Linked DNA regions of Mus musculus: regions 1, 2, 4 and 5 are each linked to region 3. The links are chromatin loops, found by intact Hi-C in ENCODE. Cell type or tissue: heart. All regions are shown on one strand. Links, peaks and the distances in the headings refer to the core of each region. The heading gives the core; the rest is flanking DNA.

Region 1 (6,064 bases), core at 352-5,351, 330 kb after region 3:
TTTGAGGGAGCTGAGCCCATGTTGTGAGTCCTACTATGTGTTTAGTCCCTGACATTAAGTAACTGCCACTGCACTTATTAGCAATGTTGTGGTCATTTAATAGTGATGTAATTTCCCCAACTAAATCTAAGACTGGATTTTTTTTTAACTTTGGTTACCTGAAATCTATATAGTTTATTTTTACCTGCTTGACAAGATGATGAGCTCTTGAGGAGCTTTGTTTCTAACTAACATATCAAGATATTCCTATCTGTGCCCACAAGATATAGATCCCAATTTAGACATATGACATAATAATATAATCATGTAAAAATTCTCCAATCTACATTTTTGCTTATTCATCAGATCATATATCTTCATAATTTTTTCTCTGCAATTCAGCCCCTATTTTTTCTCATAAGCATGTAACAAACATTTTACTAAATGTTATCCTGAAGTCAGACAACAGTGTCAGGCACATATTTCTGCCTTTACATAGAACCAATTTCTCATGATAAACTCCCTTGATACTTGGCGGCATTACATTCTTTAGATAGATCTAATTAAGCAGAGCTTACTTAAGGATAGAAACACTTCCTGATAGGTTAGCTCAGAAATCATTTTTCATCCCCATTTGGGGGATGGGAAGTATAGCAACAAAGCAAGGTAAGTTTGACTTAGCTTTTGTTTATGTTATTAAAAAGACTCTGTTTCCTGATTTCAGTTTAAATATAAACAAGGCTACCGGAAACAACTGGGACACCATATTGGATTCCTCAGTGTGCAAGATGACCCAAAGCTTGTGCTATCAATGAATGTAGCCAAAATGCAGAGCGACAGGGAGTACAAGAAGGACTTTGAGAAGTGGAAAACCAAATACACCAGCCCTGTGGACATGCTGGGGGTGGTGTTGGCCAAGAAGTGCCAGGCCTTGGTCAGTGATGCTGACTACAGGAACTACCTACACCAGTGGACGTGCCTACCTGACCAGAATGACGTCATCCAAGCTAAAAAGGTCTATGAGCTACAAAGTGAGGTCAGTGTCTATCAAATTTGATTACTTAAAATCACTCCACATATTAATAGCCATTTATGTGAGGTAAAAAACAGATTGGAAAGAGAAATTACCTCGACCCCCTCAAACACCTGTCTGTAACTAGCATCTCCTAGTCATGGTGAAGGGGAAGATGGGTTTTTGATGGCTTGTTTTGTCCTTTCCTAGAATATGTATAAGTCTGACCTAGAGTGGCTGAGAGGCATAGGATGGAGTCCCCTGGGTTCTTTGGAAGCAGAAAAGAACAAGCGGGCTTCAGAAATCATCAGTGAGAAGAAATACCGCCAACCTCCAGACAGAAATAAGTTCACCAGCATCCCTGACGCCATGGACATAGTTCTGGCTAAAACAAATGCCAAAAACAGGAGTGACGTGAGTATTTCTTTAGCAATATATTGACAGAGCATGGAAAATATTATAAAGAAACAAGTTTGGGGTGTTGTTGTTTGTTTTGTTGTTTTGTTTTAACCACAGAGTCATGTCTCCCTTAAAGGATATATTTTCTAAAGATATTTGCCTAGCACGCACAAGATTCAATTCTCAGTACCACTACATATATATATATATATATATATATATATATATATATATATATATATATATATATATATACACACATACATACATACATACATACATACATACATATATACATATATATATATATATGCAAGAAACTTTAAATTGATAACTGCATAGAAATATATATGCACTGTAGCTGACTTCAGATGCACCAGAAGGGGGCGTCAGATCTCATTACGGTTGGTTGTGAGCCACCATGTGGTTGCTGGAATTTGAACTCAGGACCTTCGGAAGAGTAGTCAGTGCTCTTACCCACTGAGCCATCTCACCAGCCCTGCATAGGTCTTAGGAGGCGCTTTGTACATGGTGCTCCATGTGTCCTTCATTTTCAATGCATACCTTAGTTCTTACCTGATACACGAGGCTGTGTTTCATAGCAGAGCTGTAGCTCTTCTCCAGGTAAGGAAACACTCACAGACAACAGTTTTGTTTTCCAAAAGCTGAAGCAAATACAAGCCTGCCAGTCTCTTTCTGCCTCAATCTCCAGTTCTCTCTTTGCCTTTGTGATATGCTTTGAATACAAAGGGTGGCAGACCAAGCGAGCACATTTTGGGGTTCTGAACATGGCTTCTTTCTTAGAATTTTAATGAAGGTGTGGGGGAAGCTCTGAATGGGGAAGTTAAGCAAGGGAAGGACTAGACCATAAAGCTGACCAACCCGTGTCCTAGTTGCATGGGTGCTGAATAGCAATCCTGTTAGGGCTTTGCACACCCAGGCAGAAGCTAGGGTGTTTGAGTCTCTTCTTTTGGATATGCTAAACTAAATAATATTAGCATTCATTGTGCATTCTGCGGGATCAAGGTAGAATATAATATTGAGGAAATTTCTCTACCAGGACACTCTTGTACCCTAGAAGAAATTTGACAATATCTAGGAAGTTTTCCCCTTGGCTGGTCCTGACTTGGAGGTGGTGTGCTACTGGCCTCTAGTGGATAGAAACCAGGCATGGCTACTGAAAAATTCCCAATGACACAAGACTGTGTCCTACAATCAAGAGCCACCCAGAGTGTAACACCAATGATTATGAGGCCAAAAGGCACTGGCGTTCCTACCAGAAAGATTAGGAAAGAACTTGAGTAAACATAGATTAATATTAATGTGTCTTGTTTCAGTTTGATCCTGAAGGCCTAATTAACTTCTCTGAGCCATTTGCATGATAGAAAGCATATTCATACAGAAGAGAAGTACAAAATCTAAGGAATTAATGAATCCTTAAAATGTTTATACTGGAGGGCTGGTGAGATGGATCAGTGGATAAAGGCGCCCGCTACCAAGCCTGAGCTCTTGCATGTGATAGTTGCTGTCTTGCCTACACATGCAAGCCATGGCACCTGAACCCTATATGCACACACACACACAAGTACACACACATAAATGCACACACACACATACACACACACAAGTACACACACACAAATACACACACACAAGTATACACATACAAACACACACACACAAGTACACACACACAAATATACACACAAGTACACACACACAAATACACACATATACACACACACTAAATCAATTTTAAGTAACAAAAACTTATTCAGTTTTACTACTAATACCCTTTGTAGTAAAAGAAAAATGTTCCCCCTGGTTGACAATGCAACTGGGAGTCCCACCTTGCATTTATTCTTACTCTAGCTTATTTCCTCTCTGTCTCCTAAGTCTTTGACAGTTGTGACAGGTGCAGCTTCTCCTTCACCTTGGGCTTTCCAAGGCATCCTTAGGATGATTCAGATTGGGTCTTTTCACGAGGAAACTACACGCTGTGTCCTGCTCAGCCCTCACGGCAGGAGAGCCCAGGATATCAAGTTGTCCTGTTGCTGATCATTTGAACTTTTATCACTTGCTTAAAGTGATAGTGCCAGATTCTTCTACTGTTAAGTTTTATCCCTTGGAGAAACATGTAAAGACCAAGTCTCACTATGTATTGCTGGGTGACCAGGAACTCTCTATGTATACGTAGACCGGCTTGCCCTCAACCCCACAGAGATGCCTGCCCCTGCCTCTCAAGTGCTGGGATTAAAGACCTGCATTACCACATTTGGCAACATATCACTACATGGACCAGAAGTGGCATTCAAAACTTTTAATTGAGTTTTTGTTTATAAATTTGATACTGTATAAATATTCTGTTCTTCAAACTTTCACTTTTATTTAATTACCAAGATTTTAAAATTTGGTTTCCCATGATCTTCTATGGAAGACAGACATGAAAATGGTTTTTAACACATCCAAAAGATTTTGATAAAATTTAAACTGTTCTTTTGGAGAAATCCCAACATTATCGTCAATTTACTTATCCTCCAAAATAATTGTATAATCTTAAATAGTAAACCAAATGAGAACTAAGATTCCCTAATTCCTAGGCATAATTTAAATAGGTCATCTTTTGATAAGACAGTTAAACACTAAGGGGGATTTTAATGGCCAAAAAAAAAATTGTTGATACAACTTGATAGTATCAACAAAGGTTTTATTTCATGTGTTGATTTCCGTAGACAATAGTATCAGTAACTTCAAAAAGGTAAGCCATAATCTGTATTTGAAAGGTAGTTGCATTTCAGATAAGAAAATTATGTCTCCTTTTATATTGCCGTCTTGCTATAATGCCATCTGGAGCCAACTGTTGTATTTGAACCTGACAATACCACTGATAAAATTATTGTTTCTCATTTTAGAGACTTTATAGAGAAGCTTGGGACAAGGACAAGACTCAGATCCACATCATGCCTGACACTCCTGACATCATTCTGGCTAAAGCAAACTTAATCAATACAAGTGATGTGAGTTTACAAACTCAGTGTGCCTTTTCAGAAAGCTCAGCTAATCACTTCTAAGTCAGTGAAGTTGTTTAAAAAATCTTTTGAATTCCAAATCATTTTAATTAGCAGACAATGAGTGACTGATTCCCTATTTGGTGGGGATTTTGTACGTCCAGTGTTGGCACTCCCTATCTCAAGCAGCATTAGAGCACAGATCTCCCTATATTTATATTTCCTTATTATGTGTATTATCATAAGGAAATGTTTACAGCATTCTTGCTCTTTCTTGTATGGGAAGATTCAATTTTTACTGGATTTTTATTGCTTACAATGTTTTGTGCTTCACAAGTAGATTCTAGGTAAAGTTTTGAACAAGTAAACAAACAATCAATGGAAGGATATTTTCATTTTTACCAGATTACTCTGCTGGCAAATGTTAACCTTTCATATGTATGGATATAAAAATTTAAACATTCAAACATAAATTCTGAGCCCTAATAGAGTGGTTTTAATGTTAAAGAATATGCGGCGGTAATACTACAAAGACTAAAATATGAACAGAAGTCTAACAACAGTAGACAATGGATTTCTGGGTAAAAATACGTTTGAATATATTATGAATTATTCAGTTACATCACAATCTGAATGAGCAAATTATAGTCAGAAGTTTTAAAATTCAGTAAAGTATTTTTTTAATCATGAAGGACCACCATCTTGCCAGAGGACAGAGTTCCTTTCAGTGGCCTCATGGGATGAGTTAGATACTGACTCATGATGCACTAGCCACATAGAAGGGATAGCCACTCACTATTATTTTTAATAAGAGGAATTCATAAGAAAAATAAGACTGAAATGCTTTCTCTATAGCAACTTCTAATGGAACACAACATTATCTGGAAAATACCACCAAAATGATAATTCATGTCTCTATCAGTTAACTTCGGTTGCATTTTCTAAAGTACTTGAGAATTTTGTGTGTTTGGTAATCAGAGAGCTGTAAAAATGTAAAACAGGATCATTAGCAATTCATAGACATAATATCCAATCACATAGGAGTGGTCTAGAGTATGGAGATTATTTTCACAAACTCTTGAAGTATGCAGTACATTGGCTTAATTATTCTGCTTATTTGTCATACTGTTTCTGAAGAACTGTTTTCCCAAAGTGATTGTCTCCACCTCTCAACAGAAACTCTACAAAATGGGTTATGAAGAACTGAAGAAGAAAGGATATGATCTTCCTGTGGACGCCATTCCAATCAAAGCAGCAAAAGCATCCCGGGAGATTGCCAGTGAAGTAAGATGTTGTACATAGTGGTTTGGTTGCAATGAGCATTAATTTTAAATGAGCAAACATCATATAAGGAGTCACAAATTAAAACAGGGTGACGATCCCAGACATACAGTGTGGGGTAAAAATAAGACCAAAAGTCAATTTGACTGACTATTTGTGGCTGAATTTAGCCTTTAATCTTGCCTATCAAAAAGCAGAAACATGTAGCTCTAGGGGCTTAGCAAGATATTTAGAATTAGTAAATTTTGAAAATTGCTACAAAGGTGGCAACAAAAGTTAAGTTTGTAAAGGAATGAGGTATGCCTTTGTTCTTTTAGTACAAATACAAAGAAGGCTTCCGAAAGCAACTCGGCCACCACATTGGGGCTCGGAACATCAAGGATGA
Region 2 (6,064 bases), core at 435-5,434, 290 kb after region 3:
GTTGCTCTTGTGATCTTGGCCAGCTATTTTGCAACATGTCTGAAGAAGGTTTTCCATTCAGTAAACCTTTCTCTTCTGATCTTAATGGTCCTTTCTCTGCCCATACCCTGCTTCTCCCTCTTTAGCTAAATTACAAAGCCAAACATGAAAGTGAAAAATTCAAGTGTCATATACCTCCGGATGCTCCTGCCTTTATCCAGCACAGAGTGAACGCCTATAACCTAAGTGACGTAAGTCTCTCACGTACTGCACCACAGACAGCTATGCCCCTGGTTTTGAGTTGCTTCATTGTAATCCAATGACTACTTCAAGGTTAAAGATGGGAAGAACCCTTAACAAATGTGTGTTTCTACCAAAATAACTTTAAACTTGCCTTGTAAATCCCTACTGCTTCTGTGTAGTCATCTTGCAAGTAGCTTCATTCAATTGTTAGATAACCTTAATATGTTCTAACCAGCCTCTAAAATATCACCCTGCATGTGTATTTTGTTGTAATTCTTAATGCTAGATCTGTTAGCATTGTTATATATCCTATACTGTAATTCAACTTTCTTGGAATATAATCTTTTTTTTAGAAATGATTTCCTTTATTCCCCAGGCCTACAGTGTCCCGACACAAATTAGACTTATTTCTACCTGTAAGAAGGCTTATGCTAATGATAGCCCAGAAGGAATATGTAAAGGGCAGAAGGCCATGAATCCATTGTCAGCTTTCATTTTCCAAATTTAATTTTATAGAAAAGCTAAATGACCCTCAGGAGAAGAGTGTGTCTTAGTTTCTTCAGCAATTCCTAAAACAAGTACTGCGATTATCTAGCCTTGGAGGGTAATAGGATGCTTCCTGAAATGACCTCTGAGTGGATTTAGAGGGCAAATGGAAGTGATTCCTGAAACCACAGAGAGTAGGCTGACTGCAGAATGTGTGTACCCCTCACTGCTGTTTAGTTTAGAACTCAGATATTAGTGAGATCACTGAAACGGAGCTAATTTGATGAAATATTCTGATGGAGAACAAGAAACCTAGAAGCTCCAGCTTATGGAAAATGACCTCAAGCATGCACAATTTTCTAGACAATGAACAGGATGCATTTATCTTCTGTAGAGAATAAAGTAATAGCTGGGCAGTGGTGATGCATGTCTTTAATCATAGCACAGGGTGGGGTGAGAGTCAGGAGGCAGTTGTATCTCTTGTGTTCAAGGCCAGGCTGGTTGATCTATAGGATGAGTTCTAGGACAGTCAAGGCCATACAGTGAAACCCTGTCTCATAAAACCAAAATAAATAAATTAATAATAATAATAATAAGGAGTTAGCCTTGGTCTCTAAATGTGATGTCAAATATTTCACTTTTGTTAATTCCTTTCCCAGAATGTCTACAAACAAGACTGGGAGAAGAGCAAAGCTAAGAAGTTTGACATCAAGGTGGATGCCATCCCACTGCTGGCAGCCAAAGCCAACAGCAAGAATGCCAGTGATGTGAGTGTAGCTCTGGGCTGGGCTGCTGGCCTGGGATGCCCCTGCTGAGCAGTTAACATGTGTGGTGTCCTTGCAGGTGATGTACAAGAAGGACTATGAGAAGAGCAAAGGCAAGATGATCGGTGCCCTCAGCATCAATGATGACCCCAAGATGCTGCACTCCCTGAAGACCGCCAAGAACCAGAGTGATGTAAGTAACTTTCACAAGCCACTTCATTTTGATGTGGGGATCCCCACTAATTAATGTACCCTTGGGTTGCATGTCAACCTGCACTCAAATCTCACATTTGCATGGCAAACTAAATGTGGAGAGGCGATAGCAGAGATTCACTGCTAGTGATGTTCTTCTCTGGGAGGACTGTGTCTTTAATCTCCTCTATGCCTTTGTTTCATAAGGAGGAAACAAATAATAAAACACTGTTTTCTTTATTTCTCAGAAGTGGCCTAATGTTAGAACATACAGTGCTCCTAGTATCAGTGTGGGTGTGCATTCACTCAGTGCCCTGAACTGACGTGCTTGCAAAGATGTGCAGAAAACAAAAAAAGCAGGAAGCGAGAAAATCAGCTGAGAGGCAGAGTAGAAAACCGGCTGAAGCAGAAACACAGAAGCAAGACATTTCAGTTTAAGAATTTTATAAAAGAGAGATTATGAAGCAAGATATGACAGAGCACTTGTTGGAGGACTCCAAACCTTAAAATCTATAATTTGTGGGTAGCTGCTATAAAGAGAATGTAAGGCTGATGGTGAAAAGCAACTTCCAAGCATATGAGAAGTGTGTGCATCGAGTGCTGAGCTGGTGGTTTTTGTAGGACTACCTGAGTCCTCAGGCCCTTCTTAGGCCTTAGGCCTTATTGTACTTCAAATTTTAAAGCAATCCACATTCTTCAAGCACACACAAATGGGACAGTTATTTCAATGCATTCACACGCTACCCTTTTCAATCTGAGAAATACTGGGATAGGTAATATGAACACTTGCTGTTATTAGCAGGTGACATCATACAAGACATGAGCTTTAAGAGTATCCTTTCTGTGTGATGGAAGATGGGTGGAAGAAACCATACTAATTCCATCCCATTGCTCGAGTCTGGCAATGGCATAGATGACTGGTAGTGTTTGAGATATGTATTTTCTTCCTTTTTCCGTTGACAGAGACTCTACAGAGAAAACTATGAGAAGACAAAGGCCAAGAGTATGAATTACTGTGAGACCCCCAAGTATCAACTTGACACCCTTCTGAAGAACTTCAGTGAGGTTCGAAAAGCCATGGCCACCTCTTGGGTGGGAAGGCTTTCCTGCCCATTGGAAAGTTGCTATTAACTCAAAGTATGTGTGTTTTTCTTTATTAGGCTAAATATAAAGATTCCTATGTAAAGAATATGTTGGGCCACTACGTAGGCAGCTTTGAAGACCCATACCATACACACTGCATGAAGGTTTCTGCTCAAAACAGTGATGTAAGTTTGAATCCAGTTCCTCTGGCCTTGTAGTGATATTGCTTGGGAGCAGCAGCCATCCTCAGTTGGTTTTGTTCTTCTGCCATTTCAGAAGAGTTACAAAGCAGAATATGAAGAAGATAAAGGGAAATGCTATTTCCCTCAGACAATAACCCAAGAATATGAATCTATCAAGAAGTTGGACCAGTGTAAAGATGTAAGCCAGCTGCCCTGAGTTCTTCGGATTGGATGTAGGATGCTTCTGACATCTAGTGGTACATTTAACAGGAGTTTAAATGTTGTCACCTAGTTGTCAGGATGGAGTTGTTTTTATTTTTTAATTTGACTTTGGATGTTGGATCAGAGAATACAAAAATTTCTAGGAAGATTTCTATTGGTTATGAAATTCTTTCAGGTTTTATGTCTATTTTCAGTAGTTTGTATAGCTATAAATTCAGGACAAAAGGAGACTATCCAAATTTGTCATAATCAGGGTGTTCATTGTTCAACAAAATGATACCGGGCTAGCATGAGCCTGACACTGTCCTCAGTGCTGGGAGCTAGGGGGAAAGATGATCTGCTCTACCAGAAGTTCAACTGGAGTGGAAGAGACAGGCAATGAACAAAGAGCATTCAATATCAAGAGAGATATCATCTAATATACGTGGGTGACTCAGTTAGACCAGGGTGATGTGAAGAGACTGGAGGTCCAGAGTGATCTGAGGCAGGACTGTTCTGCTATGCCAAGATCAGGGGCAGAGAAGCAGAAAGAACGCTCTCAAGAGAAAGAGGAATGGAGAAGAGACATGACCGAGATATACCAGGGAGGAGGAGGATACTATAAAGATGAGGGAGGATGGGATGGGCAGAACTTATAACTCAATGTACAGCCCAAACGAAATGCAAGTTTCATCACAGAGCTATGTGGGCACTGGAAAGATTGACTGGGCAGCTTAGATGAAGCAGAAACCTCAATGATTTCTTGGCCTTTTGGCTAATATCAAGTGTAGAAAAATCATGAAGTAGGAAAGGAAGAAGGAATAGAGATAGGTGGGAGAAATGGACGGAAATAATATAATTCTGTTTTAGTTTAAAATAAAAGCTACACATCTACCACAGAACACTGGGGAAGGGAGATGAAAGGAGAGAAAGAGGAGTAGAAAGCAGAAGGAAGTAGCATTTGGATCCATTCTTCAGGACTAAGGAAAGCAGAGTTTTAGATGTAAAGTTCTCCGGCATTGGTGTGGTATGAACAGGAATAGAAAAGTTCAGCGTGGAATGTCAGCAGAGGCTCTCTTCTCTTCCAGCACACCTACAAAGTGCATCCTGATAAGACCAGGTTCACAGCAGTCACCGACACTCCCGTGCTGTTGCAAGCCCAGCTCAACACCAAACAGCTCAGTGATGTAAGTGTCCTGACTTCTTTGCATGGGGGTGACCCAGGTGTGACTTACTGAAAAATCTCAGTGTCTTCAAGTGTCATCCATCGGTCATGTCCTTAATGCCATGTTTCAGATTTTAATACGATGCAAATGTAGCTGCTAGCTTGAACTTTAGCCCCCTCCCACAGATTGTTAGACAGCAATGAAGTAACTGGTATTTTTAAGTAACTCATTGATTTTTCATAGAATTGTCTTACTAATTAAAATGTGTCCCATGAATGCTAGACCTTTGCGACACTTAATAGAACAGTAGCAACTGAGAAACATCTATTTAATGGGCAAAATGTGGAGCATTCGTGTTCTGGTGAAGTCAAAGACTTTAAAGAAAGAGAAGGTGTGCTTACAACAAAGCAATGTGAAAACAAATGAGAGTTAAAATATGGGGGCTGCCTAGATGGCTCAGTGGGGAAAGATGCTTGCCACTAAGTCTGAATGCCTGAGCCTTATCCCCAATCTCCTTCCATGTGGTGGAAGCAGAGAACTGACTCCCCAGAATTGTCCTCTGACCTCCACACTTGACATTGCACATTTCTGCGCGTGCGCACACGCACACACACACGCACACACACACACACACACAGAGAGGGAGAGATGGATGGATAGATAGATATAGATATAGATGATATAGATATAGATGATATAGATATATCTCACAATTCCTGTACCTAAGGCTCAGGAAACATCAAGGAAGAGGTAGGCAGAAATATGTTAGGAGCCAGAGGACCATAAAATAAATCTGCTGTAAGTTTTGTCTCTTGGGAACGGCAGGCAAGCTCCCCTCTTGATACCTCAACAATAGGGCTAGCTCAACCATACCTGAACACTGACACCAACAGATGTGCTAATGTGGAGCGCCACCCATAGACAAAGAACCCCAGGCAACTAAGGGATGCTGAGAGTGAGAAAGAGAGAGAGTCTTCCCGCAGGGAGGACCCCCTTAGCTGGGTATCCAGCGGTCAGTCCTGAAATAACCGTGTACACATGCAGCAGTGAATGGGTTCAACAGGTTGTGTTTATCTATTTATGCATGTGTGCGTAATTGCATGTGTGTATGTAAAAGGAAGAGTTAAAGAAAAGGAGGCCAGGGATTTGAGAGGGAGTGAGGGGCACGGGAGGCGTTGAAGGAAGGAAAGGTAATGGAGAGAAAGCAATGCAGTTACACTTTCAGTAAATAAACGAAGCTAGGATGCCGGGAAGAAGAATGCCCGGCAGGGCACTGTAGACAGAGAGGTGAGGAGAGTCTAAAGAGGGGACAGCGTGGACCAGACTTTATAGCTGCGTTAAGATGTTAGTGGGAATTATTCCTGGCTTCCTTACTCCTCTCACTATAGAGCTTTATAACTTTGGGTTTTCACTCCCTCCAGACCCAGTCTTGTGATGCTGATGAGGCATCTGTTAACTGTGTCTATAGTGTAGCAGCAGAAATGTCAGAGTGAGGCCCAGTTGTACCATGATTCCTCTGAGAGACGAATGAGACAGTGACAAGATTAAACAACCCACCCCCCTTTCTTCTTCTTCTTCTTTTTTTTATTACATATTTTCCTCAATTACATTTCCAATGCTATCCCAAAAGTCCCCCATACCCTCCCCCCAACTTCCCTACCCACTCATTCCCATTTTTTTTTTTTTTTTTTGGCCCTGGCGTTCCCCTGTACTGGGGCATATACAGTTTGCGTGTCCAATGGGCCTCTCTTTCCAGTGATGGCCGACT
Region 3 (6,064 bases), core at 524-5,523:
ATTAGCGAATCTAACAGAGAAAGGGAACTCTACTTAAAGCTAATGAGCTCATGGTAAGTTAGTGGCTGAGTGCAATAGGTGATCAGGAAAACGTAAATGTTTGGACACTGTTCATTGATTGTTCCTGTTTTCTCGTAGTTTAGATTTATTTTTATTATTTCAAGTTATATATGTGTATGTGGAGGGGCTATGTGCACATGTGTGAGTACAGGTGCCTTCGGAGGCCAGAGGCATTGAGTCATCCCAGAGCTGGAGCAACAGGTGGCCGTGAGCCATCCGGCGTGGGCACAGGGACCGGAACCCTGCAAGGGCAGTGCACACACTTAACTGCTTAGTCATTGCTCCAGCCCCTCAACCCTTTAACGCTTGCTATAATTTAAAATTTGAATTGCAATATATCTATATCTATATCTATTTATATATATTTCAACCCTAGATAAAAAGATAAGACATCACTTGGTTATTTCTTAAAGTGTGCTGTACTCTCTAGCATTCAATCAGTTAAATATTTAATTTACTTACTTATTTCTGACACAGAGTCTTGTTTATGTAGCTCAGTCTGGCCTTGAACTCAAGACCTTCTTGCTTCTGTCTACCAGTGCTCATATTTGCATGTGTCCTTTTTCTTGATGGTTTTGAGCAGGTGGCTCTCACAACAGGAGAAGGAAAAAGACCAGGACAATTAGGTATCAGATGTCTGCAGAGGGAGACTGGGCTGACTGCAGACTGAAGGTATCCAGACGCTGACTGTATTTTCCTGTGTTGTCTTGAAAACCTCGGTCCACAGCTGCACAAGCATAGCATAGAGCAGGCCATTGCTCGAGCACAGATGTTGCTGTGTGCTTATGTGCAGGCGAGGATCCTCCCTACACCGGATCAACTTTAATTTTAGAGTAGTTGTAGATGTACAGATGGCCCTGTAGTCATCACCAAGGGTTTCTGGGCCTATCCTGGGGGGGAAGGGGTATATTCCTGCCCTATTATCATCTGACTGTAGTCTGGCACATTTGTTATAGTTAATGGACTGGTAATATTGACTTTGCTTCATTTAGATTTCCTTAGCTTTAGCCTGGTCCCCCTGACTCCCCACCCCCTTTTGTCTTAAGGTCACACCCAGGATGCCACATGATATGTAGTTGTCACATCTGCTAGGCTACTTTGGGATGTGACAGTTTTCTCTGGCCTATTTTCCACCCGCTTTGAGCTAATTTTTAAGAGGTGTCCTTTCTCGACTCAGGGAAGTGCAGGATGGTGATATTCATAGGGACATTCAACTCCCTCGTGAATCTTTCCATCAACAAATACTTACAGTACTTAGAGATGAAGTAGCTGAACCTAACAAAGGAGCCACAGTACATTGCCTTCCTTGTCTCATGCCAAGCCACTTTGCCCTTCACAGTGTTTGAAGATTCCCCCGGGGATCTTGTTAAAATGCAGACTTGTTTGGAACTTTCACAGCGGGGGTCAGGGTTTTGTGTTTTTAACAAGCTCCCAGGTGCAGCCATGCCACCCCTCCTCACCCTTAGGATGCAGACCCCACACTTAGGCAGAGCTCCACACCGGCTAGTGAGAGCCTGGGGAAGGATGGAGGATGGAGTGGTAGGTAAACTGCATGTCTGCCAGCAAGATGTTTGCAACTTAGAGAACAAAACGGGAGAAATAACCTAGACACAGAAGACTCAGTCTTGTGGGATTCGGTACATACGAGGTATTAAATGCAGAGACAGAAAGTAAAGTGGGATCACAGCTGTCTCGGGGAGGAGGGAATGGGGAGTTGGTGTTAGATGTGTACAGACTCAGTTTGTACAATGAGAAGATTTTGGAGGTGGATGGCAATGAAAGTTGCACAAAAAAAAAAAAAAAAAAAAAAAAAGCATGTCGTTAATACCACCGAACGGCACATTTAAAAAATTGTCAAAGTAGCAATATTTCTGGTGTGTGTATTCTACCACAATTGAAAACACTCTTTAAAAAGACACTGTGAGGGCTGGAGAAGTTAAGAGCACTGGCTGCTCTTCCAGAGGTCTCAGGTTCAACTCCCAGCACCCACATGGCAGCTTACAACTCTAACTCCAGTTGCAGGGGATCTGATGGTGCTTAACACAGACACAAAACAGTGCCCATAAACCAAAAATAAAAAATTGCTTAAAAGACTAGGTGTTAGAGTTGTCAGGAGAAAGATGAATGATGTCAGTAGAAGTTCAGACATGGAACTTGGGTAATGTGACAGGCACAACGTGCTTATAGACTCATTTCTAACAATGCTTTGAGGCAGCCACTTGTCATCTTGCTGTCCAGATGACAGGATCAAGAAGGGTCACAGAATGGGTTTGGAGGGCTGTTTTAGTCAGTGAAGTACTTGCTATTAATTCATCAGGACCTGAGTTAGATCTTCAGACCCAAAATGGAAAAGCCAGGCGTGGTGGCATGTCGCTGTAACCCCTGTGTGAGGGAGGTAGAGGCAGACAGAACCCTGAGGCTCCTTGGCCAGTCAGCCTAGTGTGAAGAGCTCTGGGCTAAATAAGAGACTCTGTTTCAAAAACCAAGTTGTCCAGCTCCTAGACACCACACCAAGACTGATCTCTGGTCCTTACATGCATTCTTTAGGGTCTCAACAGTGTCTTCCATGGTCGATAGTCAACATACATGGGAACAGTTTAAAGCAAGATGACGGGGCCCATGGGACTGTTGTGAATTGAGGAGAGCATGTCCCATTCAACCAAAATTCCAGGGACTTAGGCCACTGATAGGCTTGGGTAATATTGAAAGTTGGGAGGTCCTCAGATCCCTGATGATGTGCGTGCGGCCTGCGTCATGGGCATGCAAGACCATAAGACACATGGTGCATGTCTTCCTGGCTGTGTCAGTAGAGTAGGAATGAGTGCAGTTTCACCAAGTGCCGTAACTATGATGTTTGTAATACAGCAAGGATGGGTGGAGTAACTCCTGAGGGTAGGCAGTGTCCTGAGCACTCTGCTGTGGCCTCTAATGACCCATTCACTCATGGTTGTTATCTCTGTCGGCCACAGGGCAGAGCGGGCCAGGATGAGCACAGCAGAAACCCAGGGTGAACTGGTTGCACTTGTACTACTGTTAATTAACTCCAGCTTTCTGAAAGCTGCTGCTTTTGTTTCTTCATGGCACTGTACTACAAGAGCAATTTAAACAGGAACCGCTAGATGTCGCCACCCAGTGTTTCTTAAATGTGGCAGAAGCAAGGGACAGGGCAATTCTCCCTCTACCTTGAAGACAATGGAGCAAAAGCTCGATCATTTATGACTTCCTGTTGGAAAGTGTCACCCTGAGCAGCTACCACAGTGGACTATCTCCTTTCCACCCTTTGCCTTAGCTGACTGTTTGCTTGTGGGTTTTTTTTTTCTTTTTCTTTTTAATTTTACAAAAGGCAATGGGAACTGTCATTTCATACGTCAGCTTCTTCCCACACCAACTACAGGAGCTGCTGTAGGCAGGAGGGGAGGACAGAATTGACCACAGGGGCTTTGGTGGAGGTGGGGGTGGGGGGAAGGGAAGGAGTGAGGGAGGAGGGAAGGAGAGTAGGGGTAGGAAAGGCAGCTTGCTTCCTATTTAAATGCACTTATGAATTGCACCAGTGCTATAATTAGGCCCTTACTCCCAGCACTGGCAGGAGCGCAGCAAATATATGCTCAGCAGAGGCACAGTGGACCTTGTAAATTGTGTGAGACAGCAAGGAGCACCTGGGCAGGGAGGCGAGAGGGTCCTGCGCCTCTTGGTAGCAGAGGGTGATGGAGGGACACGTGCTGTTGGCTTTTTCAGAAGACAGGAGAGGGGAGGAGAAGCTTCATGCTGCCCTGGATAGAGGAAACTCACTCGTTTAGCACTGAGTTATCCAGTGTGCGGGCTCTGCTTCAAGTGCCCACAGAAGAGAATCACATTGAGCAAATCAGTCAAGTAAGGCTTCCCTCTTTCCCAGCTCCAGGCACTTTCTCTTCTGTGAACTTGCAGAGGATTCTCTAGCTCTAAATCCCATCAATACAGTGACAGATGACTTTTTTTTTTTAACTCAGTGCATCTAAGGCAGACAGTGAAGAGAACGTTCTTTAAAACAACGATATGTAACACAGACAAAGGTAGGCAGGGAGGTGGTGGGGGACCACGGGAAAACCTTGGAGCATTCATGGGAACTCATCTCTTAGCTTTTGGGCAGGAGGTTGAAGTACACAGGGTGAATTGGGAGCTGATTGAAAGGCAGGGCTGAAAAGGCTGCGAGAACGGCTGCACAGAGCTTTGGGAGACTCTGGAAAATCAAAAGAATGGTGCAGAGCAATGCTTTCAACTCAAGGAGGAAGAGGTCAGCCACAGACCAAACGCTGTGCTTTCTAGAGCCTTGCAGAAATGGTTTGTGATCAGGTAGAAGGCAATGCTTTGCCTCGGCAATAGAAGGAATTTGAAAAAAAATAATGTATTGTTTAACTATGTGTACCTTTGCGTGGGTCTCTGTGTGCACATACACATGGAGGGCAGAAGAGGGCAGCAGATTCGCTCTAGCTGGAGATAAAGTGGGTGTAAGGTGCCCAACAGATAGTGGGGACCAAACTTGGGTCCTCTGCACAAGGAACAAGTGTTCTTAACTGATAAGCCATGGCTCTTGCTCGAAGAATGGTTTATTACATTTTATTTATTTATTTGTTTGTTTGTCTATCTATCTACCTATTTATTTATTTATTTATTTATTTGATTTACAGTGTGTATGGGGGTAGGGTACATGCATGCCACAACATGCGGGTGAAGGTCAGAAAGCAGCTTGCAGGTGTCTCTTTTCTCCTTCCACTATTTTGGTCCCTGCAGCAAGTGCCTTTACTCCCTGTGCCATCTCACTAGCCTGACAGCACACATTTTGAAAATTTGGAACAACACTATTGAAGCTTTCCTTTGTGTTATTAATCCATACAGAGACTTTGTGTTAATCCACGAAATGCAAAGACTAAGCTCTCTCAAGTGGGAACACTGCTAACATTAGTCGTAACTTCTCCTCACTGGAGGGAATCAAAATTACTTCCATCTGCGTCCCGCGTCATCGCCAACACCACCTAGAAGGGAACTGGAATTCATATTCATTCATTCACACTCAGGACATTCAGATAGGAAGACTGCTGTGAATTTGAAGCCAGACTGAACTAATAGGGAGTTTCAGGGTAGGCCGGGCTACAGAATGAGAGTGTGCATCTCTGTCTCTCATACCATATAAAAACAATAGCAACACTAATAAGACCCTACTACACATTTGAGCCATGTATTATCTTATGGGATTCCATAAACAGAGGACCCCCAAAGAGATGGGAATTTCCCCAGGAATCTCATTCTGGGAGAAAAAAAAGGGTGCCAGCCCAGAGTGGGAAGTTGTCTGCTGGGAAGAGATTTTACACAGCTTTAATAACCTTTCAGACCATCTTACAGGATGAGACAGAAGCCCAGACAATGAAGAGCTGACATTTGGCAGGACCACACCTTGACCAGGACTGCCTGAAGACACAGATTGACTTGGGGGTGGGGAGGTCACTGGATTGTTTTGTTCCTGTATGTTTGATAGACGGTAGGAAGATGAGCACCCCAAGACCCAGCACCTAGGGGTTCAATAACTTGTCCAAGGTGATAATATTCTAGTAGGATATGTTGCATATTTGACCTCATATGGATTCTAACTAAAATGAATAGATTCCATTAATAACGACTTTGTTTGGAGGAAGTACCTTCTGAGTCTTTCTGTGCAGACTCTAGGGCGTGGCACTCTGCTACCTCAGAGCTGATGTATGTGCAGACAGACAGCCCAGCAATACATCTCCTATCAGTGTCAGTGCCATATAATGTGTGTGGCACTTAAAAAATCCTTAAAATAATATATTCCTAAGTCATTGAAAGAGTACCAACATAAATGTTTAAAGCAAGCAGAAAAGGGGGTGAGGGAGAAACTCATCTTGCAACTGTTTTTTTTGTTTTGTTTTGTTTTGTTTTGTTTTGTTTTTGTTTTTCAAGACCGATTCTCTGTGTAGCCCTGGCTGTCCTGGAACTCACTCTGTAGATCAGG
Region 4 (6,064 bases), core at 656-5,655, 180 kb after region 3:
TGTTTTCTTGAAACTTAAGGTCTCCTTCCAGGATACAGTATTCACTTGGAAGGAAATTGCCACTCAATAGATATATAGAGTATACTTCTTATTTCAGTAGAATTTGGTAAAGCCTAAGAAAACTGGGATACTTATCATAAAGTTGTATGTTACTATTGATTCAGTGATTTCTTTTAGGTATTGCTTTACAGATTTTATTGTTTCAGATAAACTATTAAAAGGTTAGGGAACCTAATAAAAAGTGGGGTTTGTAAATTAAGTGTACATTTTTCTTTTAGTGATTGTGATTTGAATGGCCCCACTCCACCCCAGGCTTATAGGGAGTGACACCATTAGATGGTGTGGCCTTGCTGGAGAAAGTGTCTCACTGGGGATAGGCTTTGGTTTTAAATACTAATGCCAGGCCCAGTATTACTTTCTCTTCCTGCTGCCTGAGGATCCAAATGTAATTAAGCTAATTCTCTAGCACCATATATATGTTAACTTTAGCAGGAAACCTCACTGTTTGATTGCTCACTAATAATTGGCAGCTCAGTGTTTGAAGTTACTTTCTGCTTGGGGACCCTAAACTGGCTGCTTCCCATTCCTTTATCTGTTACACCAAGACCTAGAAAGTTTATGTGACTAACCACTTTTTAAAGAGACAGGAGTTGCATATAACCTTTTATTATATGTACAAGCATTGTACTTATACTCATTGCCAGGAGAAGATAAAAAGGAGAAAAATAAAGTACAAGGCTGGCTGGAAAGTGAAAGGAAACCAAGAAGAGAGCTGAAAAAAAGCCTTAATGATGGTTCTGGGACCCACAGCAAGCTGCCTGGTTGGTTGGAGCAGAGTCGGCAAGCAGGGAGAGCACTGGAGAGAGGCACTGAGTGAAAAATGCAGTTAGGCACAGGTGCTTCAGAGCTACCATAAAGCAATACACAGCACAGGGTTTCTCTGTGTATCCCAGGCTGGCCTTGACCTCAGAGAACAAACTACCTCTGCCTTGGAGATCTTCTTCCTGTACCTCCCAAGTGCTGCCTACCACAACTGCCTGGAAGCAGCACGGTCTTAATCAACCAGCATTGATAATTACTCTTTAGTGTGTTCCAAACATGAAACTACAATTTTTAAAAAACCCTTCTCAAGACTTCATCTTAAAAGAAATATTAAACTTTGAATATACTTAACTTTAAAATGGTTTCAGACATCAAAATCAAAAATTTTCTTCAGAATGACTCAAGTTGTAGAAGTTGTCTTCACAAGTGAAGCTTTATGAACGAAGAGACAGTATTGGCTTACGGCAGATAAGCAGATGTCTACGTTTGCTGCTGTTTGCCTGACTACACTGACAGATACATCAGACACTTTTCTTTCTCTGTGCTAGCCATTGGACACAGGACATCCCACATTCCTGTCAAGCACTCTGCCGATGAGCTATCTCCCCAGCTTTAAAAATCGTGTGTATTTTTGCTGGGGTTTCATTAAGCGGCTCAGACTGGCCATATAGGTGTAGTCAGCGTGTTTCAGCTTCCCAGGCAGTTGTGAGATTATGGGCCTGTACTACCAGACCTGGATATTTTACATTTTTTATATGTGTAATTTGTATAGTAGAGAACATTTAAATTAGCTTGTGAACCAAAGGTTACCATTGTTTACATTAAATTTTCATAGCTTACAAATTTAATTTAATAAATAGCCTTTAATCCAATATGCTTTCTGTTACTGTCATAATATTGTGTTTGGTCTTGAGGTTATATAATAACAAGCAGATTCTCTATTCAGGTAAAATACCATTTTAGGGTTGCTGTTTGTTGTTGTTGTTGCTATTATTATTTTCAATAATTAAGAACTTCATTAATGCCAGTCTGAGATCTATGAGATTTTTACAAAGAACCCCAAAGAAAGTGTGGGTTTTGAGACCTAGAAAAAAAAATTACAGTTTTAGTTTAAAGACCCTTTCTATTTATTTATTTTTATTGTTGTGTTTGGTGTGGTCTGCCTGTGTGTTCACGTGCTATGGAGGCCCATCGTTGATGTTGGGTGTCTTCATAGATTCACCTCTACCATATATGGAGGCAGTCACTAGCTGAACTTGGAGCTCTGTTTTGGCATGCCTGGCTTTGCAACTTTCTCTCGGGAGTCCTCATCTCCACCTCCTGCACACACTACGATTAGAGGCAAGCCACATGTCCATTGCTTTTACTGAGTTCTGGAGTTCGGAATTCTGATATTCATGCATGCTAACACAGCAGATGCTTGACCTTCAGAGCCATCTCTCTAATATGAGACTGTTAGCAACAGTTGATTTTTATAGTCCCAGTTTAGGGGCTTTTCTGTATTTTATTACTACAAATGATAGGTTTAAATTATTTACAAATGGTACAGTGTATATTCCTAACTTAAGCCAAATACTTACATCAGAATTTTGTATTTTGAATGTGCCATCATTAGCAAATCTGACTTGTATAAAAGAGTTCAACCTATTCTACTAGAGATATTGAAACCTCTAGATGTTAAGATAGAAATTAAATCCCATGGAAAGTCTATCCACTTACTAACTCAGCCACATACCACCTTTCAATAATAGTCCATTTTCATTTAAGACAACACAATCTTAAATAATTCCTGTGTTTGTTCAATTCATGATCTAGCTCTTCAATTTTCATTTAAGTTTTAGATTTTTTTTTTTCAGGCCAAACTATGTCTGAAACTAATTGATTATGAAGTCTTAAAACTGTTACCCATCTACCTGTGTTCTTGTCTATTCTTACATGATCCTGCAGAGGGCACTCTAAGTCATTCTTGATTGTGCGTAAAACACTGCAAAACACTAACCAAATGGAAGCTTATATTCTTAACCAGAAAGAATCAAGGCCCTGATGTATAAGAGTAATCTATGTGGAACAGCATCATTTTGTGTCCACTGCATATAGTGTCTTTAAGCACATTAACAAAGTATTAATGCTGAAATGGTCCTTTAAAATGGGTATAGGCCTATAATCCCAGCACAGGAAACAGAGGCAGAGGGATCTCTAAGTCTGATGCCAGTGTAGTTTGTGTAGCAAGTTGTAGGACACCCAAAGCTAAATTGTTAGACCCTGTCTCAAAAAACTAACTAGTTCTAGAAGAAGAAACAAAGCATTCAGCATCTCTGTGTAGTTACATTTTTCCAGGGTCTCTCTGGGTAAGGACAGAATTTTATGGGAGTTTTAATTCATGAATTCAGTTTCATTCTTTGTGGCTCCTTGGCCCAGTATGTGACTGTATCATGCAGGAGTGTACATACACACATATGTACACACACAGAGTGTTTCCAAACTGAGAATTTAGCCCAATGTGGGATGTCATAGATTCATTTCTTTCTTGTGTGTTGAGAGGATACCAACTGCACATATAGTTGGAAACTTGCAGTATGGTCATTTTCTGAAGAATTTCATTCTCTTATGAAATCCTGGTTATGAATGGTTTGCTTAGGAGATTGGAGGAAAAGGGATAATGCATACAGAAAAACCACTGGCAAAATGTTGAGATAAGACTGTCCCAAATTGTCCAGAGAGTAGATAGCCCTCTAACTGGAGTATTGTAAGCTGTGAGTGATAGTGTACACTTGACATTCGAGCACTCCAGAGTTCAAGTTCAGCCTGTGCTGCGTAGCGTGACCTCAAAAACCATCGACGACTTATATGTCTTCCAGCACACAGTAGCTAATAGTACTCAAGCTGAAATGTGATGTGGAAGCGTAACTGAGGTCACGGTTTTGGTACAGTAGTCAAGGATGGCTCAGTAGCTATTGAAGTTTTTGCTCTTTGTGCTTTAATTGGTATAGTAGATAATTTTACTTGAAAATATGATGAGGTATAAGCTCTTAGAACCATAAAGCATATCATTTAAGACTAAACAGTTGGTGCTGAGGGTCTTGCAGATAGCTCAGCTGACAAAGTGTTTTCTGCTCAAGCATGTAAATGAGGCTGATCCCAGCACACACCCATGTACAAAAGCGCACAGAGCATACACCTGTCATTCAGTGCCGGGCAGGGGGGCAGGGTTCCTGGGCGCAGTGGGCAGCCACATCAGAGAAATCAGTGGGCTCCGTGGTCAGGGAGAGATTCAGTGCTGACCTCCTGCCTCCACACATATCTGTACATGCAGTGCATAGACTACAACCCCTCACGCACTTACACAACTGAGAAGAATGTAAGCCCATACAAGGATTTATTTAAAATATAGTCAGTGTTTATTTCTGTCAGTCTGTGAAACTCGAGATGATGTAGACTGTTTACATTGTACTACCTGTGAAAATAAAACAATTTTAATTAAAAGATAGTCTAGTTTATTAAAATTACAAAAAATAGCTAGCCAAGTTGAAAAATCTGTGGGGACGTGTACTAACCTTCAAAGTTTTATTTGTTTTTACAGGACCTAAGAAAAGCTGGGTTGCTGATTTTTGCTAATAAACAAGATGTTAAAGAATGCATGACAGTAGCAGAAATCTCCCAGTTTTTGAAGCTTACTTCTATAAAAGACCACCAGTGGCATATTCAAGCATGTTGCGCTCTTACTGGCGAGGGGTAAGATGTTGTCTCATTAGTACCATACAGTTGCTGTAGAAGCTTAGAGAAATGAGAGTATAACAGATCTGGAAAGGCCAGATAATACTTGTTACCTTTTGAAAAATATTCTATGTGTATACGTATGTTATCTGAGTAAATGTCTAGCCACATACATGCTGTGCCCACAGAGGCCAATCCAGGAGGCTCTAGCTCTGCTAAGACTGGAGTTACAGGCAATTCTGAGCCACCATTTTGGTGCTGGGAGTTGAATCTAGGTCCTCTGCAAGAACAGCAAGTGCTATTAGCTACTGACTTAGGAACTAAACAAAGCTTGTCAAGATGTCCTCCCTAGCGTCCTTTCCATGCCGTGTCTGTCTTAGTCCTCACAGCAGCTCCACAGACTAGTCCACACTTTACGCACAGCAAAGCTAAAATAAAAGGATTTATGTGTAAAACTAGCAGATAGCCAACAGTGTTGTCAAATGGAAATTATGCTGTCCAAAAATAAATAGCGAAGAATAGTGTGCCTACTTCTGTGCTCCGGACAATGGGTTGAATCCCCATCCCTCCCCATGGGGATTAGAAGTAAAAGTGGACCATGCATGACATGAGAGTCCTTGCTTCTGCAGTCAAGGGTAAGACAGTATGATGTCACTAGGTCTTTTGCCCAGAGCTGAAAGTAGTTAAGAAAGAAGTAGAGGCGAACTTAGTCAAATGGCTGGTCAAGGGCCACAAAGATGGAAAAAGTACTGTTAAATGTAACAGTGAATGAGTGAGCTCAGTTTGTGTATTGGGAAAGTGCACAGAAGTCAGTGGTAGTTAAAGAAGAAATATATTTTAGGATAGCAGCTATAAAGTCCTTTTTAACAATTACTTACATTATGTGTTTATGCCTGAATGTGTGTATGTGTGCCATGTTCATGCAGGAATCCACAGAGATCAGAAGAGGATGTTGGACACCAGCACACAAACACACACACACACATACACACATACACACACACACACACACACACATACACACACACACCAGAACTTGAGTTACAGTATAGGCAGTTGTAAGCTATTGTGTGGATACTGGGAACCAAACCTGGGTCCTCAAAAGATTAGTGAAAGTTCTTAACTTCTGAGCCATCTCTTCAGCCCAGCTATAAACTCTTGATTTCAGCAGGAAAAGAAAGATGAAATAGAGGAAGTTGGAAATAGGGTGTAAAGCTCAAAGGAAGAGTAATTTTTTTTTCTACTTTTCAGAGGTATGACTATCTATTCAGAAGCAGTGGAAAGAAACTTGAGAGTCTTGAGTTCAGGGCGGAAGTTCTTGATATTTTCATCAGTGTGGGAAAGAGAACCAAAGGATGAATTAGGTTCTGTGACAGAAATGTTCTCCCTTTGAAAACCAAGTCTAAGTGACTATGAACCATTCGCATCAAATCCCTGAACTAGACCAAAACTTTGGTTTTCCTTTGGCAAGCACTGTGATTCATGGGTTGAAGACTGTGGCTGTGATGTCAAGAGGCCTCTCTTGACC
Region 5 (6,064 bases), core at 680-5,679, 100 kb after region 3:
AGTTCAGTAGTGGCATTCTGGTGAGCCTGACGTGAGTGTGTGCTCTAACTCCTGCTACTCTACAGGCTAAGGTGGAAAGACCGCACCTTTGAGGCCAGCATACGGAGACCCAAGCTACACTGGCTTCCAAAGGAAGACTCTATCACAAACAAACAACAAAACAAGCAAACCAAAAATAGTTGAGTGCATGTGTTTTGATATCAGTTCCAATGAATGCTTCCTCACTGAGTATGGCAATACAATTCCTGGCGGTTAGAGAGATGGTTAAGAGCAGATCTTTCAGATCACTCAGTTGCCTGAAGTATAGTGTCTTAGCCTTCCCAGATGGCCACTGGGTAACTCAAGCAGGTGGCTAGTTCTCAAAAGAACATAATGGTTTGCCAGAGGGCACATGGTGTGTTTAATGATTGGGAATTTATTCTAGTGGGCTGGGCGTGGGGTGGGGTTAAATTGCCTTTAACCTCAGAGACCTGCTAATCCACCAGGCTACAGAAGCTCTGCTGGGCCTGGTTAATAGGCAATTAGCAAGAGCATGGGGGGGGGGGGATCAGCTGGGGGTTGGCCACTCTATATTGGCTACATGACTTTAGGCATATTGCTTAGTGTCATTAAGCTTTGTTTACTTCAATGCAGATAATAAACTCCACTTCTCAAGTTTTTATGGTGGCTAAATTAGATAGTATCTGTAAAATACAGCATTATTCCCCATCAAAGCCTCATTTCCTGGTTTCCAAGGTTAAGCTTGGAATGAGTTCCTTTCCACTGGCATAATGAGGCCAACACTAAGAACACAGAAGAGCAGATAGGACAGAAAAGCAAGCTCTGCTTTCCTTCCCTCCCATGTGAGCCCACAAGGGGAAAGCAGGGAGCCCTCCAAACCTCAGATGCAATCAGTACCTACTGATAGGATGGATGGACATTACAAAATGCCGTGGAAGGGTCACCAGACTGCAAGAAGAACTATGACATGAAGCTGTGTTCTTCCCTGAAAGAAACTAGGAGTAAGGTTATTAGTTACCTGGAAGGGCATTTGATCACCAGAGATTGTCTGTGAAAGGGACCCACCACATCTGCAGGTATTGCAAATTACTAACTTGTAAAATAATTTTTGAGATTTTTTTTGTTTGACTTATTGTTATCATGTGTATGTGGGTGTTTGAATCAGTATACTTCATGTGTGTGGTGCCCATGAAGGTCATAAAGAGGGCATCAGATCCCCTGGAATAGTTGTAAGCCACCAGGTAGGTGCTAAGAATTGTGAACATGGGTCCTCTGCAAGATCAGCATATGCTCTTAACCACTGAGCCATCTCTCCAGCCCCCCACCACCACCACAAATGCTGTATTTTAATTAAAATAGAACACTTGTGCCTTAAACACCCACAGTAAGTTTTAGATAGTACTCAGAAGACTGTTAGCTGAATGGAGAAATCCGCACTCCGCTAGGGACTTCTTCATGAGGCCTTTCTTCCCCACAAAGACTTGGCTAGTAGAGAGTTCTGGGGCACCCAGCCTGGACCCTGCGAAAAAAAAGGAGCGGGAAACACTGTACAAAAGTGATGGTTAGTTTTAATTGTCAACTTAACACAATTTGAGAAGACTGTCTCAAAGAGGGGTTGTCTAGCTCAGGTTGCCTGTAGGCACAACTGTGGGAGATTGTTCCAGTTTGGAGAAAAAAAAATCCCCTTCTCATAGATCTGGCTAGTTTCTGCTTCCCCAGATGGAGATGTGAGCCACCATCCCCAGATACACTGTTTGTAGCTCTTATTGTACATTATTCCCCCCCCCCATTCCGGTCACTGTATTAAGTGACATTAAAGAGTTCAGGTACTTTACTAAGAAGTACTTTGGTGGGAACACATTGGCACACTTGTGCACTTTTCTTTAAGAACACATTTCTGGCCCCATATGTATTATAAAGCAGTCTTAACGAAGAAGTGACACCCTTCCTACAGTATGCAAGCTTCTCGTGAGTTGTCTTGTTATTCCACAGCATCAATGAGGCATACTGCTGGAAAGCATATCTGCTACGTATAAACCATTGCCTCTGTCAAAAAAACACAATGCAACGACTTTGTGATTGTTTGCCTCTGTCAGAAAGCCCAGTGTAAGGAGTTCAGCTTATTGGTTTTACTGTCTCTCTCTCTCTCTCTCTTTGTTCAGTTCTGGGATTGGGCAATACCTTATTCTCTAAGACAGAACGTGTGTGCTGTTGATCTGAGCAGAGGTGGGGAGCTTCCTGGGGACAGAATGAAGAATGAAGTAGAAGCTAGGAACAGAGGGGGCGGGGCTCTTCAGATCCCTTTCTTGTAGAGGTTTACACACAGAGGACTTGCTCATCACAGCAGCTACCAATGGCTGTCTGAGGCTCTGCTTTCTTTTTCTCCTTGTTTCTCAGACGCCTGATAAAGAAACCTGGTGTCTACCCCACGGCCCCGAGCCTTCCCTGGATGACTTGTTTGGTCTGGGCTGTTGGGCTTTGTGCAAGAGCTTGCTCCAAATCAGTGACCTACATACTTTGCTTTACTTTTCGAGATGAAATCTGACTGTGTTGCCCAGACTGGCCTAGAATCCCAGGGACCAGGTGATCCTCCTGCCTCAGGTTCCTGAGTAGCTGGAATTATAGGTACATGCCTATCATACCTGGATTGACTTCCTGTAAGTGTCATGATTTTTCATATTTACCATTTATACATATGACTCTGGGATACTCCCCCTCTAGGGTAAATTTCTTCAACTAGACTATCATAGTTATTTTTGCCTAGTTACCTCTAAATTATGCTAGTGCTCTGTGTGTGCGTATGTGCGCATGTGCACATGTGTGTGCCAATTCCCATTCATGCAAGTGCTCTGCCCCCTTTTCCATCAGAGCCTCAGTCTCATCACTCCTCCAGTGACAAAGTCCTTGTTGAATGTACAGAGCCTTTCAACTTTTGTTTTTACTTAGCACCACTGAGTGTTTTTTTTCCTTCTCTTGTACTGATTGATTGAGCAACATACGCACACGTACACACTGAGTATCAAAACCACTTTGTCCATATAAAGCAACGGTTTTTTTTTTTTGTTCTTTCCCCCAAGTTTTATGTTGAGTTGGTTTTATCTGTTACCAGCTTGACCCTCAAACTGTATCATTTTTCCCTCTTTGAGTTGTGGAACCAATAACAAGAGGAAGCCAATTGAGCTGTGAAAGAGACATTGATCCTTGGCCAAGAAGCGAAATGTGAAATAATCTCCTCAAATTGACTTTTCCAACCCCTGTGGATCACGAAATTATAGACAAGAGATGAAAAGAAGTGAGGTTGTGAATGGGTTGTTGTCGACTTAATGGGATTTAGAATCACCGTGGAAACAAACCTTCAGATATGTCTGCAAGGAAGTCTCTAGATTGGGTTAAGAGAGGTGGAAAGACCCACCCTAAATATGGGTGATTCCATTCATAGGCTGTGGTCCCAACTGGGGTCCCTTGCTAAATTAAGAGGAGAAACTGGCCTGAGATGCAGCATTCACCCTTCTGTGCTCCATGGATGTGGATGTAATGTGCGCATCTGCCTCGTACTCCGGCCTTGCCCACCACGATGGGTTGTATGCTCAAACTGCAAATCATAATACATCCATCTCCCTCTAGATTGCCTTTGATGGGTTATCTTGTTTCAGTATTGAGAAAAGTAGCTAACACAGAGCAGGGAAAGATGAGCTTATAAGGGGGAGGAATATTCATGTCACTTCTGGGAACCTATGGGTTGGGGGGTTAGCTTCTGTGCTTTTTCCTTCTTTTTGTGGTTCTTCCCAGTGGCTTCCATGACAACTGTCAGCTATCATAGAACTGGAGGGCTTGTCACTTAGCACACAGATGGAATTATAACGAAGCCAGAGGTCATCTGGTAGTCACTCTGGCAGCCATCGTAGAAGGAATTGGTTTTGTTTGCTGCATCTGAAGAGGAACTTTTGACCTGTAAGGATCTAGTCACATGATTGAAGTAGGTTAGAGGTTCATCTTGATTATCGAGGCTGGACTCAGGGTAGCAAGGCCAGTATCAAAGCTCTATGCTGCCGGGTTAAACCTGTAAATCTGCTGGTCTCATCTCAGCTTCTCCTTTTCCAGATGCTTCAAAGGCCACAGAGGGGACCATCACCCCCTCCTTTGACCCGCCTGCCATTGTTCCATGGACCAGTGGTAGTTAGTTCAGATTCTTGTGTTTTGCTCCTTCAATGGGTCTCTTCAAACTCTTCCAAAGAAACACCATCTGAAACCAGGGCAATTACAACAATCACCAAACTAGGTCAACCGACCTTATAACTTGTTATTATTTTTCTTTTAAATAAGTTATGTAAAAACCATGATTAAAGATTTTACTACTTCACATTTCACAAATAAAAAAGTAAAGATAGATATTGTGTTTTACTTATTTCTAGAGTGTGTATTTATATCGGCTTTCTATATAATTTTATTGTAGTTATCAGGAGTAATATGTAAGGCTATAGTGTGAACACTGTAGGGAAGTTATCACTTAAATGGAAAAATAAAGACCTGCCAACTGGGGTGGTACATACCTGTAATCCCAGCCCTTAGGGGAAGGTCAGAAGGTTGCAAGTTCGAAGACAACTAGGGCAACATATCAAGGTCTTGGCTATGTAAAATGACTTTGTCTCTCCCCACCAAAAAGCAAGCTAAGTGTGATACCACATGCCCATAACCAGCAAGAGACTGAGGCAGGAAGATTATGAGTTCCAAATTACTTTGAGCAACGTAGTATTGAGAACATTCCTGAACAAACAGGGGGCTAGAGATACAGCTCAAAGTAGAGACCTTCCTGACTTGTCAATGGCCCTGGCTTTTCCCAGAGTTGCATGGCACTTCTATGCTTATCTTAGTCTGATCTGCTTAGGTCCAAATGCTAAGTCATCGTTAAAATAGAGACTAATGAATCAACAAGATGGGTGTCACCATGACGATCCATTCGGGAAGGAGATGAGAGAGAATCAGCAAGAAAGAGAGGGAGACAACCTGCAAAGAAAGAGGTTACCCAAAGCCTTTTTATATATTTTGTTTTGAAGTGGTTCGGTCACTCACCTATCCTGGGAAATCTAGACAAGACACCAGGACACGAGTGCTTCTTCTGCAGTACAGAAAAGGACATAGCAGAGTTACTACAAGCTCAGTGGGGAGAATAGACTCAAAGCCATATTCTATGACCATATCAATAGAATAAAGGCTGCTAGGAAAATGCTAATTTTTTACTAAGTTGGAGATTCACTTGTCTGATGTCAGACAGGAAAGTGACATTTTGAGTGTTTTCTATGCTTCCCACGATATGACAGCCCTCAGTTACACATGGAAAAATCTAACGGCTCTTCTCTCACATAGCGGCCCTGATAGCAACAGGCAGATGACTGGTATCCATGAATGGGCAGCTGCCCTGATTATTGGATACTGACAACTGAAGAACTGTGAAGACCTACAGGCAACATTAGCAAGACTCCATCGTAGCATTTTACAGCCAAGCATTTGTAGATTATCGCTTTCCTTGCTTTAATATGAAATATGTTAGCGATATCTAACTACTAAAATTGCTCATAAAAGGAAGCTTATTTCCACTTTAGGAGGATTAATAAGTAACTGGGTTTCTGAGCCTAGAGGTAGAGCGGAGAGAGACTGAAATGGACCTGGGCTTCTTTTGAAGTGGTAGAAATAAATGTTCTAAGATTAGAATGTGCTGAAAGCTGATTTGTAAGTCCATTAAGTCATTGGAATGTGTGGATTTGGGGCTGGAGAGATGACTCACCTGCTTGAACACTTGTTTTGTAAAAGCCCAATAGCCTGAGTTTGAACCCCCAAACCATGTAACGGTGGAAGGAAAAGAAGCCAATTCCACAAAGTTATTCTCATCTTCTAACCTCAACAGTATGCAATAGTATGCAAGTATCCTGCCTTATCCCCACATCTTACACACGCGTGCACACACACACAAATACATAGACAGAGAGACAGACAGAGACAGACAGACAGAGACTTAGGGAGCCAGAGACAGACAGAGGAAGACAGAGAGACAGAGAGCAGTAATAAT

Evidence for each region. A loop is a pair of places that touch in the nucleus more often than their neighbours do. Peaks named below come from ENCODE experiments on the same cell type or tissue, not always from the same donor. Only the 100,000 strongest peaks of a DNase experiment are listed, where the experiment ranks them.
Region 1: a loop joins it to region 3, with 10 times the contacts of the local background. A loop is called at or near these places in 28 of 42 quality-filtered maps.
Region 2: it touches region 3 in a loop (7-fold over the local background); 16 of 42 quality-filtered maps call a loop at or near these places.
Region 4: a loop joins it to region 3, with 2.7 times the contacts of the local background. A loop is called at or near these places in 7 of 42 quality-filtered maps.
Region 5: a loop joins it to region 3, with 2.5 times the contacts of the local background. A loop is called at or near these places in 4 of 42 quality-filtered maps.

What each region holds. Positions count from the first base shown.
Region 1 is chr2:52,258,837-52,264,900 of GRCm38, reverse strand. Neb (nebulin) reads left to right here. Exons shown (of 157, transcript NM_010889.1): 53 at 704-1,015; 54 at 1,202-1,405; 55 at 4,303-4,407; 56 at 5,575-5,682; 57 at 5,997-6,064. Among named protein-coding and RNA genes, the nearest start is that of 4930573O16Rik, 29 kb to the left of the region's middle. In heart, for the core only: a CTCF peak has its summit at 2,546 (motif pointing left); no DNase peak of the experiment used is centred there.
Region 2 is chr2:52,300,695-52,306,758 of GRCm38, reverse strand. Neb (nebulin) reads left to right here. Exons shown (of 157, transcript NM_010889.1): 18 at 126-230; 19 at 1,368-1,475; 20 at 1,552-1,665; 21 at 2,628-2,729; 22 at 2,825-2,932; 23 at 3,024-3,128; 24 at 4,219-4,317. The region is part of intron 2 of 4930573O16Rik (RIKEN cDNA 4930573O16 gene); the gene reads right to left. Among named protein-coding and RNA genes, the nearest start is that of 4930573O16Rik, 13 kb to the right of the region's middle. In heart, for the core only: a CTCF peak has its summit at 3,180 (motif pointing left); no DNase peak of the experiment used is centred there; H3K27ac peaks cover 704 bases.
Region 3 is chr2:52,588,208-52,594,271 of GRCm38, reverse strand. All of the region lies in intron 2 of Cacnb4 (calcium channel, voltage-dependent, beta 4 subunit), which reads left to right. Among named protein-coding and RNA genes, the nearest start is that of Cacnb4, 85 kb to the left of the region's middle. In heart, for the core only: CTCF peaks have their summits at 3,167, 4,320 and 4,521 (motif pointing right); a DNase peak (open chromatin) is centred at 3,001; H3K27ac peaks cover 1,737 bases.
Region 4 is chr2:52,403,396-52,409,459 of GRCm38, reverse strand. Arl5a (ADP-ribosylation factor-like 5A) reads left to right here. Exons shown (of 6, transcript NM_182994.2): 5 at 4,403-4,554. Among named protein-coding and RNA genes, the nearest start is that of Arl5a, 18 kb to the left of the region's middle. In heart, for the core only: a CTCF peak has its summit at 2,766 (motif pointing right); no DNase peak of the experiment used is centred there.
Region 5 is chr2:52,484,432-52,490,495 of GRCm38, reverse strand. The region is part of intron 2 of Cacnb4 (calcium channel, voltage-dependent, beta 4 subunit); the gene reads left to right. Among named protein-coding and RNA genes, the nearest start is that of A430018G15Rik, 62 kb to the right of the region's middle. In heart, for the core only: no CTCF peak of the experiment used is centred there; no DNase peak of the experiment used is centred there.